Linked DNA regions of Homo sapiens: regions 1, 2, 3, 4, 5 and 6 are each linked to region 7. Evidence: chromatin contacts called from ENCODE Hi-C or POLR2A ChIA-PET data. All regions are on one chromosome and are shown on one strand. Each heading gives the region's core, a stretch centred on a gene start or an enhancer-like site at or near the end of the contact. The rest is flanking DNA. Distances are from core to core; before and after follow the strand shown.

The links. A loop is a pair of places that touch in the nucleus more often than their neighbours do. ChIA-PET counts read pairs that join two places held with the same protein, here RNA polymerase II (POLR2A). Pooled maps may share reads with other maps.
Region 1: a loop to region 7 is called in a pooled map, with 5 times the contacts of the local background. The contact joins the enhancer-like site here to the promoter of LINC01055 in region 7. A Hi-C loop is called at or near these places in 4 of 37 single-sample maps with no recorded cell type and 4 of 50 pooled maps.
Region 2: a loop to region 7 is called in a pooled map, with 5 times the contacts of the local background. The contact joins the enhancer-like site here to the promoter of LINC01055 in region 7. A Hi-C loop is called at or near these places in 4 of 37 single-sample maps with no recorded cell type and 4 of 50 pooled maps.
Region 3: a loop to region 7 is called in a map with no recorded cell type, with 5 times the contacts of the local background. The contact joins the enhancer-like site here to the promoter of LINC01055 in region 7. A Hi-C loop is called at or near these places in 4 of 37 single-sample maps with no recorded cell type and 2 of 50 pooled maps.
Region 4: a loop to region 7 is called in a pooled map, with 7 times the contacts of the local background. The contact joins the enhancer-like site here to the promoter of LINC01055 in region 7. A Hi-C loop is called at or near these places in 9 of 50 pooled maps. POLR2A ChIA-PET finds 5 or more read pairs at or near these places in 2 of 52 experiments (activated CD4-positive, alpha-beta T cell and naive thymus-derived CD8-positive, alpha-beta T cell).
Region 5: a map with no recorded cell type shows a loop between it and region 7 (16-fold over the local background). The contact joins the enhancer-like site here to the promoter of LINC01055 in region 7. A Hi-C loop is called at or near these places in 3 of 37 single-sample maps with no recorded cell type and 4 of 50 pooled maps.
Region 6: a pooled map shows a loop between it and region 7 (9-fold over the local background). The contact joins the promoter of RUBCNL here to the promoter of LINC01055 in region 7. A Hi-C loop is called at or near these places in 15 of 37 single-sample maps with no recorded cell type and 5 of 50 pooled maps. POLR2A ChIA-PET finds 5 or more read pairs at or near these places in 1 of 52 experiments (naive thymus-derived CD4-positive, alpha-beta T cell).

What each region holds. Positions count from the first base shown.
Region 1 is chr13:46,654,608-46,657,307 of GRCh38, forward strand. All of the region lies in intron 2 of LRCH1 (leucine rich repeats and calponin homology domain containing 1), which reads left to right. Among named protein-coding and RNA genes, the nearest start is that of LRCH1, 100 kb to the left of the region's middle. Within about 2 kb of position 1,409, at least 9 of the 41 ENCODE cell types and tissues checked have a DNase peak (open chromatin) inside an H3K27ac peak, as active enhancers do.
Region 2 is chr13:46,678,234-46,680,933 of GRCh38, forward strand. All of the region lies in intron 3 of LRCH1 (leucine rich repeats and calponin homology domain containing 1), which reads left to right. Among named protein-coding and RNA genes, the nearest start is that of ESD, 120 kb to the right of the region's middle. Within about 2 kb of position 1,443, at least 18 of the 41 ENCODE cell types and tissues checked have a DNase peak (open chromatin) inside an H3K27ac peak, as active enhancers do.
Region 3 is chr13:46,574,644-46,577,343 of GRCh38, forward strand. All of the region lies in intron 1 of LRCH1 (leucine rich repeats and calponin homology domain containing 1), which reads left to right. Among named protein-coding and RNA genes, the nearest start is that of LRCH1, 23 kb to the left of the region's middle. Within about 2 kb of position 1,393, at least 7 of the 41 ENCODE cell types and tissues checked have a DNase peak (open chromatin) inside an H3K27ac peak, as active enhancers do.
Region 4 is chr13:46,337,929-46,340,628 of GRCh38, forward strand. RUBCNL (rubicon like autophagy enhancer) reads right to left here. Exons shown (of 15, transcript NM_025113.5): 15 at 1-2,700. Among named protein-coding and RNA genes, the nearest start is that of LINC00563, 41 kb to the left of the region's middle. RefSeq lists an enhancer at 1,184-1,263. Within about 2 kb of position 1,288, at least 2 of the 41 ENCODE cell types and tissues checked have a DNase peak (open chromatin) inside an H3K27ac peak, as active enhancers do.
Region 5 is chr13:46,597,297-46,599,996 of GRCh38, forward strand. The region is part of intron 1 of LRCH1 (leucine rich repeats and calponin homology domain containing 1); the gene reads left to right. Among named protein-coding and RNA genes, the nearest start is that of LRCH1, 45 kb to the left of the region's middle. Within about 2 kb of position 1,360, at least 5 of the 41 ENCODE cell types and tissues checked have a DNase peak (open chromatin) inside an H3K27ac peak, as active enhancers do.
Region 6 is chr13:46,385,885-46,388,584 of GRCh38, forward strand. It overlaps RUBCNL (rubicon like autophagy enhancer), which reads right to left and starts at 1,368. Exons shown (of 15, transcript NM_025113.5): 1 at 1,250-1,368. RefSeq lists enhancers at 1,135-1,224, 1,605-1,884, 1,915-2,014, 2,035-2,144.
Region 7 is chr13:45,699,734-45,702,433 of GRCh38, forward strand. It overlaps LINC01055 (long intergenic non-protein coding RNA 1055), which reads right to left and starts at 1,451. Exons shown (of 4, transcript NR_125786.1): 1 at 1,294-1,451. It overlaps CBY2 (chibby family member 2), which reads left to right and starts at 2,587. Exons shown (of 3, transcript NM_152719.3): 1 at 2,587-2,700. The coding sequence starts at 2,658. RefSeq lists enhancers at 1,270-1,349, 1,800-2,099.

The DNA.
Region 1 (2,700 bases), core at 159-2,658, 950 kb after region 7:
AATCAATGCAGGACATTATCATTAATTTTGATGTATGGGGAAGTCGGTGTGAATTTCTTAAAATTAAAGAAACTGTAAATTGCTTTTGAGCTCACACTTAAGGTAGATGATATCAAGTATAGTATGATCTGAAAGAGCTTTAACAAATAGGCAAGTATATCTGATTTTATAAACAAGTACCCTAAAATACTTTCTTTTCTGTAGCACTTAGAAATTTTCCTCTTATTTCTATTAATTGAAAAGAAAGACTTGTTAGATCAAATAGTGCCAAGAAGCTGGTTTTCAAATTTTCACAGATTTTGTCTGTCTGTACTTAAAATCAATGTGACCTCACTGTATTTAGATTTTTTTCTTCTCTCAATAAATTGCATGTAGAAATTATTAATTTTGTATATTCCAAAGTAGGAAGATGCCATATGAAGCTACTTTGAATTCATGGGAAACATTCAAAACTGATTACACCCTCTGGGGTATATTGTGTATTTCAGCTGAGTAAACAGCCATAAATATTTGATAGTGATGGTGATAGTGATGGTGATGATAATGATGATGACTATGATGGTGGCGGTGGTGGTGATATGTCACTCCCTAACCAGCTTCTTGGCTGATATGTTGTCTTTAAATGTCAAAAGGCTGCTTGTTGCCAACAACCTCTAGTCCTAAATTAGAGATAAATTTAATTAGCACATGAAAAAAATCCTTACTGTGAAGTGCAGTTAAAAACACTTACATATTTTTCACATTTTCTCACATGACAGAAATGTTATGTTTGTGGAAAATATTAATTTACTGCTGTTTATGTAGCCTGTGTTTGAAGGATTTGGGCTTTTAATCTTTGCCTCTTGGCGTTCACAACAAAAGGTTATGTTAGTTTAGTATATGTGCCACTGTGTCTTTTCCTGTTATAAAGTGTCTTAATCCAAGACATGTGGCCAAGAACAATAAAAATGATTAAGCAAGATTTGTTCCTATAGAGGAACCAACACTTTGAACCTGAGTTACACAGGAAAGCCTCACAAAGTTTAAAATCTATTTTAAGATGCTAGAGAGTTTGTTGTTGATGAGCCTCATGAAGAAAATGTACCATAGGAAAATAAAATAACCCAGACTAGCAAAACTCTTGGCAATAGTAGGAGTGTTGTGAATCTAAGAATAGGGACCTTGGTTAAAAAGTCTCATTTCAGCGTTAGCGGCTGCCAAGAAATGAAAGTTCTGTATAGTATTTGATCATATTGCTTCCAGAAGTCGTGGTGAGTGCTTTTACTTTTCTAGGGTGAAATACACTCAGCTAGGCCTGGTTTATTCATTAGAAGCCCCAACCTCTCCCAACCTACTAGGAGTGGGTTCCGAAGCATTGCCTGTAAAGAACAGGGCGGTCTCTTGAACAAAATGTTATCACACCATAAAAGGAATCTGTTTTGGCTGCTTTCTCTGCAGCCTGGCATTCTTTTCGGCTGCTGAACAATGTGCAGAAAGAGCCAGCTTCCTGATGGTCCTATAACCCGTATCCCCACATTCCTCTGGGAGTCACACTGAGAAGTCATCTTGGATTGGGACAAGTGTCTTGCATGCTAGGGTTGCCTTAGAAAACACAGACTTTATACTTTTTTTGTTGTGAACTAAAAATTAAATTTAACTACATTTCTTCTTACTTGTAGAAGAAATGTCTTCTCTCCTTGCACTGACAATTCTAAAGAAAGTCTCAATTGTAGGCTAGTGTTTCTTCTCTCTTAAAAAAATGAAAGAATTGATGATGTCTTCCTAAACTGGAAAGGAGGAGGAGTTTTGTTCAATTCGATAAAAATGTGTATCCCACATTCTTTCATGAAGATCTTACCCCATTCAAAGAGAAAATGAGAACACTTTAGTGTGTATATTAATGTATATATTTTCGAGCTGGTCTTTGGTAGCCAGGTTTTGTTTTGTGAAATGACAGATCAGCAGAAAGACACCAAAAACACAGTGAACTGAACTGGAGTTTGAAAGTGAACTGACTTAAAATTTGAAAATATTTTTCACAGGATAGCAGAGTTGGAAGAGGCCATTGGAGTCATCCAGTGCATACGCACGGCCAACCATGTGGAGTTTACGCTTTGCCTTTTCTAGTGCTCACTGGGCATCTATTTTCAAGGTGGAACCCGTAGCCAATGGTCCCTAAAATTATTAATGTGTTTATAAATTATTGTGCCTGTAAAATTATGTCCATTGCCATTGGTAGCTGACAGGCTTTATAAAGTGTGAATGAGTGAATGATTGGCTATTTCTTATCAGATTGAATTCCTTTTAGGATAGTTCATATTTGGCATAACTTCCAAGGAGGATTTTCCCATTATTACATATCACCTGATCATAGCTGTTGTTTTGGATCAGTGTGTATTGAAAAAAAGAACAGAGAGACACAAAAGGGATATTATGACTTTGATAACTACAGTAGTGTCAGAATGTGTTGGTTTTGTTTTCAGTTCTGTTTCTGATCTTAATAGAGTTGTTAAGATCTTTGTGCAGCAGGTTAGTGCTCTGGAACTGAGGTAAATACCCACTCCTAATTCAATTGTATTTTTTTTTTGTTGTATATATTATTTTGTTTACAATATATATATTGTCAAAGTTTATTCTGCCAGCCCCAAATGAACAAGTTCCAAATTGCATTTATTTGTCTAATGAGACAGATAAAAAGCACTGTGAAACATTGCCATTTCA
Region 2 (2,700 bases), core at 193-2,692, 980 kb after region 7:
CAAAACAGGAGTATTTTATCCCCAAACACCTAGACTATTATCTCCTGTTTCTTTCTCCTTAACCCCCAGCTAATTCAGATAGTGACCCATGGGGTTTTATTTTTGTGATGAATTTATAACCTTTTTAAAACGTGGCAAGTTTCAATGCCTTGTGGGAATAGAGTTTTGCACTATTTCTACAATATTGATTACACAGTAGTGAAATGTTATCTTATGTGCTAAATCTGCTTGGGCGTTTTCCCCCCATTATTTGTCAGGACAGGAAGTAATTGACAACAGTGCAGAGTACTATTAAAATAATTTGACCTTCACCATATACCCTCCAAAATGTGAATGGACAATTGGACTTTGTGTTTTGAATTGTCTACAGATATCCTGTCCTCTAAATCAGAAGGAAAAAAACTTGTATTTATCGTTACAGGAAGTTTTTTAAAGTAAATTGACCATTTTCCCTACTGCCAAATAAGTTTTCAAATATCGCTAGGGGGAGTTGATTTTTTAATAAGGCTATTATGTTAGAAACATACGATGGAAAAAAATCACCTTATGATTAGAGAAACAGCATATTTTGATTTCCTAGCTAACTCAACCATGACCAGCAAAGAGCAAGGTGAGTATAGTTCACACTAAAAAATGGAATAAGGCTTAGTTTCATCTCATGCTGTGAATAACGTGCTACCTAAATGTATCTGTTATCTTTTTGCTTTCCTCTCCTCCTTCCTTATTTATTCAGAGAAAGATTTTTAAAAAATTATGTCTTTGAAGCTTCTGGAAATTGTCAGTTTCATATTGAAAATCTGTGATTTCCATAATTTATATAAGGATCTTTCTCGTGCTGTCACTCACAAGACTGAAAAAACTTGTTTTAGATGCCAATAACGTCCATTTTCTCTAGAGATGGCAAATAATTCCTTCTAATTCTTCCCCACGAGCACGCCCATTTCTCCTGCCAACAACATCACCCAAGTGACTGTATCTGGTCATGAGTTCCATAGAAGGATTTGATTTCCTGCATTTCTAGGACTCACCTGTGTGGTATTTGTGTGAGGACTCTTTTAAAATAGGATGGAATGGCACCTTTTGCTTATTTGTAACTTAGTTAAGGCAAAGAAAGCTTTCATTGAAAGCATTTGATTGTTGGCTCTTGTGACTGAGCAAAGGCCCCCGTAATTGGGAAAAGATGGCATTTCACTGTTCTCTTCTCCCATGTGGAAATACATTCGGAAAGGCAGGGCAATTTACTGACTCAGCGAGGGGCTGAGAGTGACTGAACACGATCTCTGGACCTCCTAATTCTGTAATTACTTCCTTTGACGTTTTTGTCTCTGCAGATGTGCTTGTGGAGTTTGTTTCTGTTTTTGTTTTAAACACTGGAAGTGTTTTTCTCAAACTTGTGTGTGACTTTTCTGGGCCAGGAGGGATAGAGCAACCGCAGTTGGGGGTGATGCTGCTGAACACCCGGTGCTCTCAGCCCGTGCCACCCCACCTCCCCCATCAGACAGCTGTACAGAGAAGCTTGGGGAGGTATCTGCACTGTGCACACTCAGCCTTTATAGAGGACAACTTCATTCCTTTTTAGCAAGAGTGATACTGTTCCTCTTCATCGGGTGGTATCCATTGAGCACTGTCCTGGTGAGGACAGGTTGATAGATCACCTGAAGCCTTTTAGATGAGACCAGGTTAGAGGGCAGGGATCAACTGTGTTGTGTACAGCCTGGTCTAAATGTGGAGCCTGGGGGTGTTCACTGGATTGGTCGATGATGAGTTCATCTTATTTGAATGAAAGTGAAACAGATTTCTGAAACGAGGCTCTGCTGCCTTCTATGGTGAAAGGGGAGAGCTTTTCCAGGTTCAAAAGTAAAGCGGGATATTTAAGGCCTTGATCTCACTGGAATCATTTGTATCTTTAGTTCTGTGATGCCAAGTGGGACCTGCATGGGATTTGGTATGTATGTTGGAGCATCCTGGGTCCTAGGGTCCTGGAGACAGAAGGAGCCACAGTATTATGGAGTGTCACTGTAAGTGGATTTTAGAAGTTTGATCCAACATTTATTGATCCCTTACTTTATACTTGGCACTCCACCTGGCAGTGGGAGGATGGAATGAATAAGACATGGTCCCTCCCACCCAGGAGCTCATAGGTTTAAAGGGGAATGTAAACCCATGAGCAAATGACTTACAGTGACATGCTATCTAAAGGACCACACAAGAAGAAGTGGTCAGTCTCCCTGGGCATTAGATCAGAGTGGGAGAGGTGGGGGAAGCCTCGTGAAAGATTTCACGAAAGAGGTTGAGGCTTGAATTAAGTCTTTAAAAATGAGTCAGTGGGACAAGAGGACAATATTGGGGACTGGCATATCAGGCAGGGAAGGAGCATGAACAAGTTTGGGAATTATGAAATACTGAAAACTGCCAGAAGCAGTAACATGGCTGGAGTGTAGGTTGTGAGGAGGGACATTCAGAGAAAAAGTGCTGGAGAAATGGACAGACCTCATCATAGATACTGGCCTTACTGCCCAGTTTGGACTTTATAGTTGTTGAGGAGCCTCTGCAAGTGTTTAAGCTGGTGAACAGCATGATGGCATTTGCACTCTGGCCGCTCTGTGAAGGATGCATCCAAGGCGGAGACTGATGTATGGAAACCAGTCAGGAGATCATGATAGCACCCAGCTAAGAGAGAGCACTGGTCTACACTGCAGG
Region 3 (2,700 bases), core at 143-2,642, 870 kb after region 7:
TCAATTATTCCCTCTCTTCAAACATACAAACTTATACGCATATTCTAAAACTTGTAAAAGGAAGTTAAACACATTTTAATCATTTAAAAGGTTTTTTAAAAAGTCAACCCATGTAACTTAAAAATGATTATGAAGCACTTGTTTACTTTCGGTTGTCTGGCATTTATTTGTGTGTGGGGTTTTTTTTTTTTTTTTTTTTTTTTGGTGTATGGGCTATTTATTGCTTTTTCTTAATTTTTTCCTTGTGTGTTTGGAAAGCAAAATCCAAACAAAGTCCTTTTTGGCAGTGGTAATAATAAATATTCTGTTTAGCCTTTGGATGAGGTTTACATGATGTATCTATAAGCACATTCTGGAATATTGGAATAACAGTTTCCAATCCTTTTGATCAATGGATAGTGGGATAAATGAAAAGTTCCAACCAAAATATACCTACTGGACAAGAACCATCATCTTTTAATAGGCAGAAATCCTCTTTAGGGTCCAGCCTTCCTTTCATTCCTGTTCTACATTGTCAATGACTCTGACCACAGGAACAGAGAACTGCTGGATAGGGTGCAGTGCTGCTGGTCCCCTCTATCATCACCAGCACAAATAATTGTATTAATTTTTTTTTTAGGAGTGGAGTTTAAGCTCAGCTGTGCACCCCAGACATTGATGAAGATAGTCTATCGTATGACTTAGAGTCACAGAACCACAAGATGCGTGTGTGATTATCTAAATAAAGAGCTCTTACTGCAACCTTGTGACTCTGGTGATAGAACTGGGCGTGGGAGGGCTTTCTCATTCATGTGCTGTGCACACAAATGATTCTCTAAGTTGAAGGACACATTGCTCTGCAGCATAACTGAAAAATCTGTGCATGAATGTGTGTGTGTGTGTGTGTGTGTGTGTGTGTGTGTTGTGGGGGGGATGTGGTCTCATTCCTACTTGCAAAAATCCTCCAGAAGGGGTTTTCAAAGCATTGCACAGCTGTTGCTTGTCAGCTTCTTGTGTTGACTAGATGTCAGCAACACTTCCTCAACTTTGGACAATGACTTGAAAGCAAGATCAGTGTGTGCTCATGGGATGGATTTAAATGGAATTGAATGATACAGAAACCATTGCCTAATTTATATTTAGGTAAGTCATGTTTTCTTTCTCTCTCTCTTTAAATTTTTCCTGAAATGCATGTATGAAGCTCTTTTTGGCTAAAATGAGAGAATGAAGCAGGCTCCTGAGTCCTTGAGTGAAGAGGATCCATTGAGAAGTCCAGAGGGAGAGAGAATGAGCTTGATTAACGGCAGCACAGGATTGGCAGGAGTGATATAAAATAGTACATCATCTCAGAGTGACCTAATACTCGACTTTGGAATGCATTTTTATTTTTGGCAGTGGATTTACCTCCCTGTGTCCTGCCTGGACAAACGTTGGAATTAGTCAGCATTCCTTAAGCACATGCTGATTATGGCCAAAGAAAGTGGCAGGCTTGAGGCTTGCTGGCGACCAGGAGAAAGCCAGCTGGATTAGACATTTGCCGTGAGCCTTTTGTTCATGTAACTTATGGGGCAGTCTCCTAAGCCAGAGAAACAAGAAACTCAAAGGCAGTTTTAGCAAGGTTCTCATGCATGGCAGCATATTTTAATACTAATGCTCCCTTTAGGCAGGCCCTAAATAAGAATGTCTTGTTCTAATTTTTTTCCGTAGACTTAAGATTGTTGGGAAAAAACTTGTTAGAATTCCCAAGTGAAACCATTTAAATGCCTTGGCTTCTGATAACTGGGAGTCCTGAGTGAAGTTGTCAGTTGCTGCTGAACTCAGCAGAAATAATTGCGCTCCCTATGCCAATGATCTGTGCATATTTTGAGACCATTCTGAGACCAAGGAGGCTATCACAACATGTTCACATTGCTATCGTTGATTAGAGCCCTGAGCTTTACATGTTGTCTCCTGTGGTGTCCTTCGGAATATTGGAGAGCCATGCCTCTTTCCTTTCAATGTTCTCAACCTGGCCCAGCCAGGATTAGAGGCTCCCTTCTGAGGTTCAGTAGAATTTTATATTTACCCTTTATCATTATTCACCTTACTGTATTGCACTTCTCTGTCTACAGTCTCCAGCATTCCATTACAGTGCTAGGACTATGTTGGCATTTGTATTCGTTTTTCATTACTTCATAAGAAATTGCCCCAAATTTGGTGGCTTAAAATGATGCACATTTATGATGGCACAGTTTCTATGGATCAGGAGTCCAGACACAGTTTGGCTGGATTCTCTGCCCTAGGTCTCACAAGGCTGTACTCAAGGAACTGGCTGGGGCTTCTCTCATCTGAAGCTTGGAGTCCTTTTCCAAGCTTTCGAGGTTGTTGGCAGGATTCGGTCCCTTGTGATTGTGGAACTCATGGTGGCCTTTTTTCTTTCAGGCCAGCAGGAAAAGGTCTCTGACTTGAGGGTGGGCCCCAGTCCTTCTTTTATTTTATTATTATTTTTTGAGACAGAGTTTCGTTCTTGTTGCCCAGGCTGAGTGCAACCTCGGTGCCATCTCGGCTCACTGCAACCTCCACCTCCAGAGTTCAAATGATCCTCCCACCTCAGCCTCCCAAGTAGCTAGGATTACAGGCACACGCCACCATGCCTGGCTAATTTTTGTATCTTTTAGTAGAGATGGGATTTCACCATGTTGGCCAGGCTGGTCTCGAACTCCTGACCTCAAGTGATCCACC
Region 4 (2,700 bases), core at 38-2,537, 640 kb after region 7:
AGTCTCTCTCATAGCTTCCAAGAGACTTTCAAGGGCAGATAGAAAGGATCAAAGGCTGCCAAAAGTTCAGAGAGCTGTCCCCAGTAGAATAATGAGGTAAATGCAGATATCAGAGTGTAAGGAGAAGGGAGCATGTGTGTGCACGTGCAGTACGCTGAAGAATGGGCAAGATCGGGAGGGAGATGAAAAGGGGAAGCGCCCACCACTCCCATCTGCAGAGCCCATGCAAGAGTACAAATACAGGTCCACATGCCATATATCCAAGTATTTAAAATTTGAAATATGTTTTATCTTCCTACCATGGTGAATATCCCTTCATCAGGACCCGAGAAAGCAGGTTTGAATTTTGAAATCTTTGACTCCTCACTGCTCTGCTCTGGAGCATGGTGGCTCAGGTATAGCTAGCATTGGGCCAACCCCTGCCCCTCTCTCTTCCCACTTTGGCTCCATCCTACAAGCAGCTGCCCCTTGGCTGCCTCTTGGTCTTAGCAGCGCAGTTCACTTTCAGGAGGCTGGACCAGGGGAAAGACCTGAGCAGCCCTAAAAGTGGGGTTGAGACCACAGGGCAGGGGATTCTGTCTGGGGCTCCATTTGATCTAACAGGAGGGGTGGGGGCTTTGGGTGCGCTTGCCCTTTGTCTCCTCACCAATGGGGATGTACGTAGCCCGAGGAAGGCCAGAGCAGGGCCTCTTTCCAGGATGAAAGGGCAGTCCTGATCCCAGGCAAGGGATGCAAGAAGAACAAGACCATGGAGGCAGGAACACGGCAGGACTAGAAAAGAGGGGGCAGCCCTGGGGAGAAAGAAGCCTGGAAGCACAAGCAGAGGCCAGAAAATGTTCAAGGAAGGGCTGGGCGCGGTGGCTCACACCTGTAATCCAAGCACTTTGGGAGGCCGAGGCGGGTAGATCACTTCTGAGACCAGCCTGGCCAACATGGCGAAACCCCGTCTCTACCAAAAACAGAAAAAAATTAGCTGGGCATGGTGGCACATGCCTGTGGTCCCAGCTACTAGGGAAGCTGAGGCAGGAAAATCGCTTGAACCGGGAAGCAGAGGCTGCAGTGAACTGAGATCACGCCAACTGCACTCCAGCCTGGGCGACAGAGCGAGACCCTGTCTCAAAAAAAAAAAAAAAAGTGCAAGGAAAAATACACAATTTGCTTAACCTATGTGGTTAAGCTCTTCAATCCTCAGTCCCCTTGGCTTGGAGAGCTGCCCAGATATGCGAGGATGCAAAGGTTCTCGATTTCTCATGTTTGTGCTGAAGCTTCCCAATTGTGTCTGCAGCCTGCTACCTCAGCATTACTCATAAAAGTATTGTTTTAGTTTCTAGTGAAGTGAAAAAGGGGAACTACGGTTTTCCTTCCCATACCAGTTGAGAAATTATTTAAAGACAGAGATCCTTAAATGCTTGTTTTAAGGAAGCACGCTTCTAAAAATGACACACTTCACCCTCCTTTGGCGATGAGTTCAGGAAGGCTTCCTGCAGGTAGCATCTGACGGTGGCTAAGCCAGCCATGCAGGCTCAGACCTGGGGGCAGAAACTGAATGTCAAACCCCTTCCTGACATGTCTACCACGTTCCTTCCAGCAGGTTTGAATTCCGAAGTCTCAGACAAATGACCACACTCTGGGTGGTTTAAAACAACAGGGTCAGGCGCAGTGGCTCAGGCCTGTAATCCCAGCACTTTTGGAAGCCGAAGCAGGCAGATCACCTGAGGTCAGGGGTTAGAGACCAGCCTTGCCAACATGGTGAAAACCCGTCTCTACTAAAAATACAAAAATTATCCAGGCCTGGTGGCGTGCGCCTGCAATCCCAGCTACTCGGGAGGGTGAGACAGGAAAATCACTTGAACCCAGGTGGCGGAGGTTGAAGTGAGCTGAGATCGCACCACTGCACTATAGCCTGGGTGACAGAGCAAGACTCCATTTCAAAAAAACAAAAACAAAAACAAAACAAAACAAAAAAACCCCAGGAATTTATTCTCTCATAATTCTCAATGTCAGAAGTTTGAAATCAAGGGGTCAGCCATGTTGGGTTTTTTTTTTAAGGCTCTGAGGAAGAATCTGCCCCCTGCCTCTCTCCGGCTTCTGGGGGCTGCCAGCAATTCTTGGTGCTCCTTGGCTTGTAGATGCATCACCCCAACCTCTGCTTTTTTTCTTCCCTGCATCTTCTCTCTTCTCTCAATTTCCCTTTTCTTATAAGGACACCAGTCACTAGATCAAAACTCATCCTAATGCACTATGTCCTCATCCTAACTTAACCACCTCTGCAAAGACCCTACTTCCCAAAAGGCCACAGCACAGACACCAGCATAGACCTTTAACATATTCTTTCATGGGACACAATTCAACCCACAACAGTAGCTATTGTTCTAATCCTTGTATTACAGATTATAAACTGAGACCCAGGGAGTAACTTACCCAGAGATACAGAAAATAAGGGGTATGACTCAGTTTGTAATCTGTCTAGACCTCATTATTACCATTTGCCCTTGCTTGTACCAGGCCTTTTAGTGGGTGCTTCATTTTCATTTCTAATCCTTATCTCAACTGCAGAGAGTCATATCCCTCATTTTACAAACAGAGGCTTAGATAATTTAAATGGCTTCCCCAGTGTCTGAGTCTATTTGTGTTGCTATAAAGGAATACCTGAGGCTGGGTGATTTATAAAGAAAAGAGGTTAATTTGGCTTATGGTTCT
Region 5 (2,700 bases), core at 110-2,609, 900 kb after region 7:
TCTTGGTGATTTCACTGTTTAAAATGGCTCCCCAAATATAGGGCTAAAGAACTGTCCAGTAGGACTTTTTTTTTTTTTAGATGGAGTCTTACTCTTGTCGCCCAGGCTGGAGTGCAGTGGCTTGATCTTGGCTCACTGCAACTTCCGCCTCCCGGGTTCAAGCAATTCTCCTGCCTCAGCCTCTCAAGTAGCTGGGGTTACAGGCATCAGCCACCACGCCCGGCTAATTTTTATATTTTTAGTAGAGACAGGGTTTCACCATGTCGAACAGGCTGGACTTGAACTCCTGACCTCAGGTGATCCACCAGCCTTGGCCTCCCAAAGTGCTGGGATTACAGGCGTGAACCACCGCGCCTGGCCCTGTCCAGTGTTTTTAAGTGCAAGAAGGCTGTGATGTGCCTTATAGGGAAAAATACATGTGTTAGCTAAGCTTTCTTCAGGCATGGGCTTTAGTGCTGTTGGCTGTGAGTTTAGTGTCAATGAACCAACAACTTAGATCAAATAAGCCATTTTTTTTTTAAAAAACAGAAACACACATAAAATGACGTTATAAGTTGGTTGATGAAAATTTTGTGACCAGAGGCTTGCAGGAACCTAACCCTGTGTTTCCCCCAGAAGCTAAGGATTAGTATTTCCTATGGCGGTGTTCAAGGCAACTTCATAGACAGAACTACCATCATGAATAACAAGGATCACTGTGTGGGCTGAGTGCGGTGGCTCATGCCTGTAATCCCAGCACTTTGGGAGGCCGAGGCAGGCAGATCACCTGAGGTAAGGAGTTCAAGACTAGCCTGGCCAACATGATGAAACCCTGTCTCTACTAAAAATACAAAAATTAGCCGGTCAAGGTGGCGGGCACCCAATAAAATGACAATAGAGTTTAAACTCCATGGTTTCTGAGGCATTTTCTGAGTAAATTGGCATACAGCGTATGTACTCTTTCCTCTAGAAGTTCCAGAAACAACACTATTTCTTTATGTGCAAAATGGCCTCTTTTGAGCAGCCCTGGGGCAGTTTTGTCTGGCCCTCTTGCAGCCAGGGTGCCCCAGTTTAGTGTACAATTGGTATAAAAATAGGCAACACAGGAACTTGCTTGTCTCGGGGGAAAAGACGCTTGCAGATTTATAGAAATTTTACATTTGTATGCATGATATTCTGTAGGTTCAAGAAAAAACAATTCAATTTCAAGATAACATTCTACAGGGTAAATAAAATTTAATTTCAATAAATTTAAGGGGAAAAGTTGTCCATCTTTCTATACTTTCTGTAACTTTTGTAGTTTCACCACTAACAACAACAAAAAAAAAAGAACACAAACAAAATAGCCTTGCTCTGGGTTTTGAGGAAATGGTTTTGCAAGGCTATTTGGTTAGACAATGAATTAGAGTCAGAACTTCCGGGATGGGCTTTCGGTAAGGGAAATGCTTAGGCTGCTGCAAAGCCTGGATTCAACTTACACAGGATCCTTGAGAAGTTGTTCTTCGCATCCAGAACCATGGGCAATGCTCTATGGTATAAAAACCCCGAAGGTAAACACTGTCTGATATATATTTTTTATAATTGCAAAATACACATAAACTTACCATCTTGACTGTTTTTAAGTGTGCAGTTACATATTCACATTGTCGCACAGTCTCCAGAGCTCTTTTCATCTTGCAAAACTGAAACTCTGTACCATTAAATGACTCTTCATCTCCCTCTCTCCAGCTCAGCCCCTGGAAACCACCATTCTGTTTTCCATCTCTATGAATTTGACTACCCTAGGTACCTTATATAAATAGAAGCATAGAGTATTTGTCTTTTTAGTATTGGCTGATTTTACTTAGCATTATATAATGTCCTTAAGGTCCATCCATACTGTAGCAGGTGTCAGAATTTCCTTCCTTCTTAAGGCTGATTAATATTTAATTGCATGTATACACCACATTTTGTTTATCCATTCTTCTGTCAATGAACATTTGGGTTGCTTCCACAATTTGACTATTGTGAATAATGCTGCCATGAACGTGGGTTTGCAAATATCTCTTTGAGACCCTGTTTTCAATTTTTTTTTGTTGTTGTATACTCAGAAGTAGAATTGCTGGATCAGACGGTAACTTTATTTTTAATTTTTTTGAGGATCTGCCATAATGTTTTCCATGGTGGTTCCACCATTTTACATTCCCACCCACAGTACACAGGGGTTCCAGTTTCTCCACATCCTTGCCAACATTTGTTACTTTCATTTTTTTTGGTAGCTGACTGATAATTATGACTAAATAATATTGTTGAAGAACTATTACAATGTCAAGAAATTTTGGCCATCAGTGATAGTCTTATGATTAAACTTAGTAGTATTTTATTATTAAACTTAGTAGCATTTATTAGTAGTAGTTTTATTTCAGAAATATTTGCATTTTCCATGTTTCTAGCCCCTCAATTATGTAGGTAGAAACAAATAATATAGAATCAATTTACCTTATGTTACCTTAGAACTGTGGCCACAGCCTAGTAGGTGCTCAGTTCATTTTTGTTAAATGAATGAATCAATGACCATGAAGACAGTTCAGGTTATTTGTTATGGAGATACGTAATGGGATTGGAAAACATGTAGGGTAAATGTATTAGCCCTCTCCTGTGTTAACTCTTTAGCCCTTTCAAAACTAAAGGTATTTGGCCATGTGCGGTGGCTCACGCCACCGATCTTAATTTTTTTATTTT
Region 6 (2,700 bases), core at 118-2,617, 690 kb after region 7:
GGCCCTAAAGAAGTTAATGAAGAAGGCAAAGTTCCTGTCCTCTGCTGTCACTCAGTAATGAGCAGTTTCATGTGGCAGTGCAGAAACTGGGGTTTGAGAAACAGAGGTGTCCTGACACTCTGGACCGGTAATCACGAAAACCCCAGCACTGCCATAAAGATGCTGTCTTAACTCGGCTCCAAACAAAGTTCTGTCGGCGGCCGGCAGTGTTTCAGTGGGCAGCAATGTGGTGATACCTTCACAGGATACTTTATAGGCTTCAAAACACTTCCCTCCCTCCAGGCCATTAACCTTCTAAACCACACAGTGGGGTATGGCTGGAGTATTCTCCCCCTGAGGCAAGGGAACTGAAGTTCAAGAAGGTTTCTTGACTTGCCAAGATCTCCCCGCTACTTTGGCTTTAAGAAACTGGGTCTAAGAAACTCAAGCTTACGGATTCTCTGTTCTCTGCGCGCTCCCACCACATCTTCAATTCAAAGATCCTTCCAAATTCCACAGAAATAACCCAGTAAGGGCAGCTCTTGAGTATACCTTTTCCTTTGAGTCTTAATTTTCACTCAAGGCGAAATAACCCCTCCTCTGAAAGTTCTCCACGTTTTCCAAGCGGACAGCATCAAGTTCGCAGGGGATCTGTATCAGTCTCAGCAGGTGGACTTCACAAGGGGCGGGTTGGGGGAACGCCCGCCTGACCGTGTCCGGCGTGGCGGGGGGTTGGGGGCGAGAAGAGTGGGGGTTGCTATGTAGGGCGCCCGGACCAAATAACACGCCGCGATTTCACACTCCAGCCTAGCTCAGTTATGTAGCCAAATGTTTTTCTGTCACCACATATCCACGACTTTGGCTGTGTTGAGGACGAAAACAGAGAAAAGACACTGATCCCAGAACACTGCGCCTGGGAGGACGCAGGGCGCAGGCTTTGTAGTCTCTGAGAATCGCCCTGCGTAAAAGTGTCCTGAGGTCCCGCTTCTGCGCCCTTCCCGGCCCAAGCCGAACACAGGGTCAACCTCACTCTACAAAGTCAACCGGATAGAAATCCGCCACCCCGCGAGGAGCCCCTTCCTACTGTCTCCAAGGGGTCCCCGACACTGCTCTGAGCGACCCTAAGATACCTGGGTGTCTCTGCTGGGCACAAACCTCTCTGGCGCCACTTCCACCATCCAACCTCTCCCGCGGCCCTCCCTTCCCTTTCTCCAACCACCCTCTCCACCCCGCGCCGCTCCCATCTCGCCCCCGGCCCCGCCAGCCTCACCCAGCCAAACCCGAGCGGTGGAACGCTGCGCTGGGTAAACGCCGCGCGTCGGGTCCTCCCTCGCGCGGCTCCGGGCAGCGTTCCGTGGCCACCGCGCTCCCGGTAACAGCAGAAAGGGGAGGGAGGAGAGCTACCGAGGAGGGGACAGCGACGCCCCGACGCCGCCACGCCCCCCGCCTCCCACACGGGGGCCACCGTAGCTCTCTAGAAGCTCCTCAGGGAAGCAAAGCGCCGTTCCCGCCGCAGGCACCGAGACGTCGCCCAGATGGAAGAAACTCTGGAGATGCGCGCTCCTACACCGGTGCCGCGGCGCCCGGGCCCAGCACCACGCACCTATGCGCGCCTCTGCCGGTCCTCCTAGAAATCCCGCCCTGCCTACCCGCGGCGCGAGACGCAACGACGCTTTCAGGGGTCAAAGACCTGGCAGAAATGACTTCCCAACCCCAGATGCCCCCAGCAGCAGTATTTAGCAGTCATACAATTGCCTGAAATGAAGAATGAGTAATCTGGATGAGTCGGCCCTGAAATCGACCTGCAACTTACCCGGAACGTGAGCTGTCTCTCTCTGACCTCTGCTGGCTGCTTCACCTGGAGTCTGAGTCCGACTCATGTAGCACTTCACTGTCCGCGTTAGTTTAGCCTTCACTGTCAGCAACTCGTCACCTTGTCCTCTTGCAGCGAAGGTTTGGAATCCCATCACGGGTGTGCAGTGGTTAGTCCTGAGATCATGGTGGTGCTAGGAGAACCTGCCAACCAATACAGAAAGTTGTCACGAATAGAAACCTAAGCTCTGGCCGGGTGCGGTGGTTCAAGCCTGTGATCCCAGCACCTACTTTGGGAGGCCAAGTCGGATGGATCACTTGAGGTTAGGAGTTCGAGACCAGCCTGGCCAACATGGTGAAAGCCTGTCTCTACTAAAAATATAAAAATTAGCCGAGCGTGGTGGCGGGTGCCTGTTATGCCGGCTACTAGGGAGGCTGAAGCAGGAGCAACCCGGGAGGCGGAGGTTGCAGTAAGCCGAGATCGCGCCATTGCACTCCAGCCTGGGCGACAGAGCAAGACTGTCAAAAAAAAAAAAAAAAAAAAACAGAAAGGAGAAGAAGGGAAGGAGGGAGGGAGGGAGGAAGGCAGGCAGGCAGGCAGGAAGGAACCCAAGGGAGGGAGGGAGGGAAGAAGGAAGGAAGGAAGGAAGGAACCTAAGCCAAGGAAGGAAGGAAGGAAGGAAAGCAAAGAAAGGAAGGAAGGAAGGGCGAAGGAAGGAAGGAATCTAAGCCAAGGAAGGAAGGAACCTAAGCCCAGGAAGGAAGGAAAGAAGGAAGGAAGGAAGGTAGAAGGAAGGAAGGAACCAAAGCCAAGGAAGGAAGGAAGGAAAGAAAAGTAGAAAGGAAGGAAGGAAGGAAGGAACCTAAGTCCCAGAAGGAAGGGAGGGAGGGATGGAGGAAGGAAGGAAG
Region 7 (2,700 bases), core at 201-2,700:
AATTTATTTGTTTTTAACAGTTTATCTAGATTAGTTATGAGAATAGAGATATTAGACAAAGCTAGTCACCATTTTAAGTTATTTCCTTGTTAACCATTTTACAGCTTGTGAATATCAGGTGTTCACCTAAGCAAGAACTTTAAAGTGAAATACACAGATATTTTGCTGATAAATCAGAGGATTTCATTGTTTTCATTAAACCAACAATATTAAATTAGTCTTATTTATCAAAAGAATCACATAAACAAAGATTATTCTGTTTTGGCCGGGTTTGTAATTTCATAACTTTTTGCCAAACCTGGACATCTTAAAATAACTATCAGATGCACATATCAGCTGACCAGTAAACACAGGCAAAAATACATGCTGACAATCCTGAAGACATATCTATTTTTATTTTATCAATAATTTTTTTTTAATTTTCCAAAGATTATTAAAGTCAAATGAACTTGAAAGCATTTGGACTTATTTATTTAATTTATCAGTACTCTTTTATTTATAAGCTAATTTGGTACCATATAGACACAACATATAACATAATGCATGTATATGCATAAACAAGACAGTTGGATCAAACTTATTTTCCTGATAAAACTGGAATCTGTTCACATGGCTAAATTTTATTTGCCCTGATGAGCAAAGCAGTTTCCAGGGCACTTTGATTTTAAAAGACCTCTTTCCTTTTTTTTCTTTAGCCAGTAACCTGAAACTAGTAATACCATGAACAGTAAGTTTTATTTCAACACCAGCAGAAAAGTCAGCAGATTCAGAGTAGTCAGGAAGGAAAAATAGGCAAAGAACTTAGAAGACTACATGGTAACTCTTTAAGGACAGAAGAAGAAAGAGGGATTGACTGAAAATGTTTTACATGTGCCATTTTTCTTCAGGTTTTCTAGTTTATGGAGTTGCTTTGTTCTAATTGAGTGTGCAGGAGTCTGGAGATCTCATAAGGCTTCTGCTGTAGCCATCACAGTCTTTGACCTCTGTTAAGCCAAATATTGCTACACAGACCAAAAATACAGACAGACCAACAAAAATCAGAACCAGACTAGATTATCTTAGTGGCTGTAGCTTTTTAGTATTGCCTTAATTCTTTGGGACTTAAACATACACCAGATTTGGGACTCTGAACTGACCAGAATCCCCCTTGGGTAGGACTCAAATCCACAATCCTAGACAAGGTTGGGACTCTCATCCATAATCCTAAACCACAGGGTGGGACTTGAACCCACAGTCGTTATGATGAGTTCAAAGACAATTAAAAGTACAGGGGCATATTAACAAGGTACTCACCAGAAAGATGTCTAATCCAGAAGCAATTTATTTTCCCAAAAGAGAAGTGCCAAGGGAGCCTGAAGTGCCATGGTGGAGAAGAAGGAACCCTATAGTCGAGCCTCTGGACACCCTGGTCTAGGTGGCCACTCAGGATCAGTGCAGGGGGCCTGCACACCACTAGGGGCAACAGTACCTTGGACAGGCTGTTCGTCTCACCTGGGGTTCTAGTTTGTTAACAAGCAAAAGGGGCTCACTGCCCAATGTGCTAGAAGCCAACACTGACACCAAATTTTTGAAAAAAAGAAAAGCTTTATATTAAAAGTCACCTCTGAAGGAGACAGGAGTCAAGCTCAAATTTGTCTCTTTCTGCTGGCATTAAGGCAGTACTTTTATTAGAAAAGGTTCAGGGGGTGGATTCTGAGATTAGTAGGTGATTTGTGCAAGGAAAAGGGAGGTCTGGAAAGTCCTTGGGCATGCATAGTTATTTCTTCATGTTAACTCCTGAGTTGCATGGCAAATTCAGGGAGAGTTAGTATGAAACGTGGTGGAAATTCAGGCTATGACATCAGCAAGCTTATTCTGTGCAAGCTCCAGTTAGCCATCTTGGTTCCAACCAGTTTCAGCCAGGTTTTTCTTGATCTCACAAGTGGAGGGAGTTTCAGCGGCTTAAGTTTCTTTTCTTATCTGCTATCTTGAAACTCAAAAATTAAGTAACTGGTTTCTTACTCTTTGGGACTTTCCAGACCTCCCATTTCCATCCACCAATCACCTACTAATCTCAGAATCCACCCCCTGAATCTTTTCTAATAAAAATACTACCTTAATGTCAGCACAGAGAGACAGATTTGAGCTTGACTCTTGTCTCCTTGGGAGTTGACTTTCAATATACAAGTTTTTCTTTTTTAAAGAACTTAGTGTTTTAGTATTGGCTTCTATTGCATTGGGTAGTGAGCCGCTTCAGCTCTGTAACACTAACTCTGGTAGATAGCATCAGGATGAAATTGAATTGTAGGGCACACAGTTGGTGTCAGAGAATTAAGGAATTGAGTAGTGTCAGAAAACACCTCAGACTACACTTTCTCCCTTGGTATGGGAAGAGTTCAGTTTGTGTTTCTTTCTTCTTGAGTGACCCAACTCCAAGAAGATGCCACTTCTGGAGAGAGAATAGGGATCTCAACTTAGCCTGGCAGTGAGAATACGAATGGCAGCTGGAATGACCCAACAGGGGGCTAATGTTTGGGCTATTGTGTGTGTCACACTGACCCTGACCAGCCAAGTAGTCACAGCACCCACAAGCTCTTCCTGCCTGTCAGATGCCTCATTCCCACCTGTGATGCTCAGAGAGAAACCATGAGCCCTGAAAAACACCATATTGTTTTGTGATGTCACCTCTGGAATGTTCTGAGTGTTTTGGTGACCAACTTC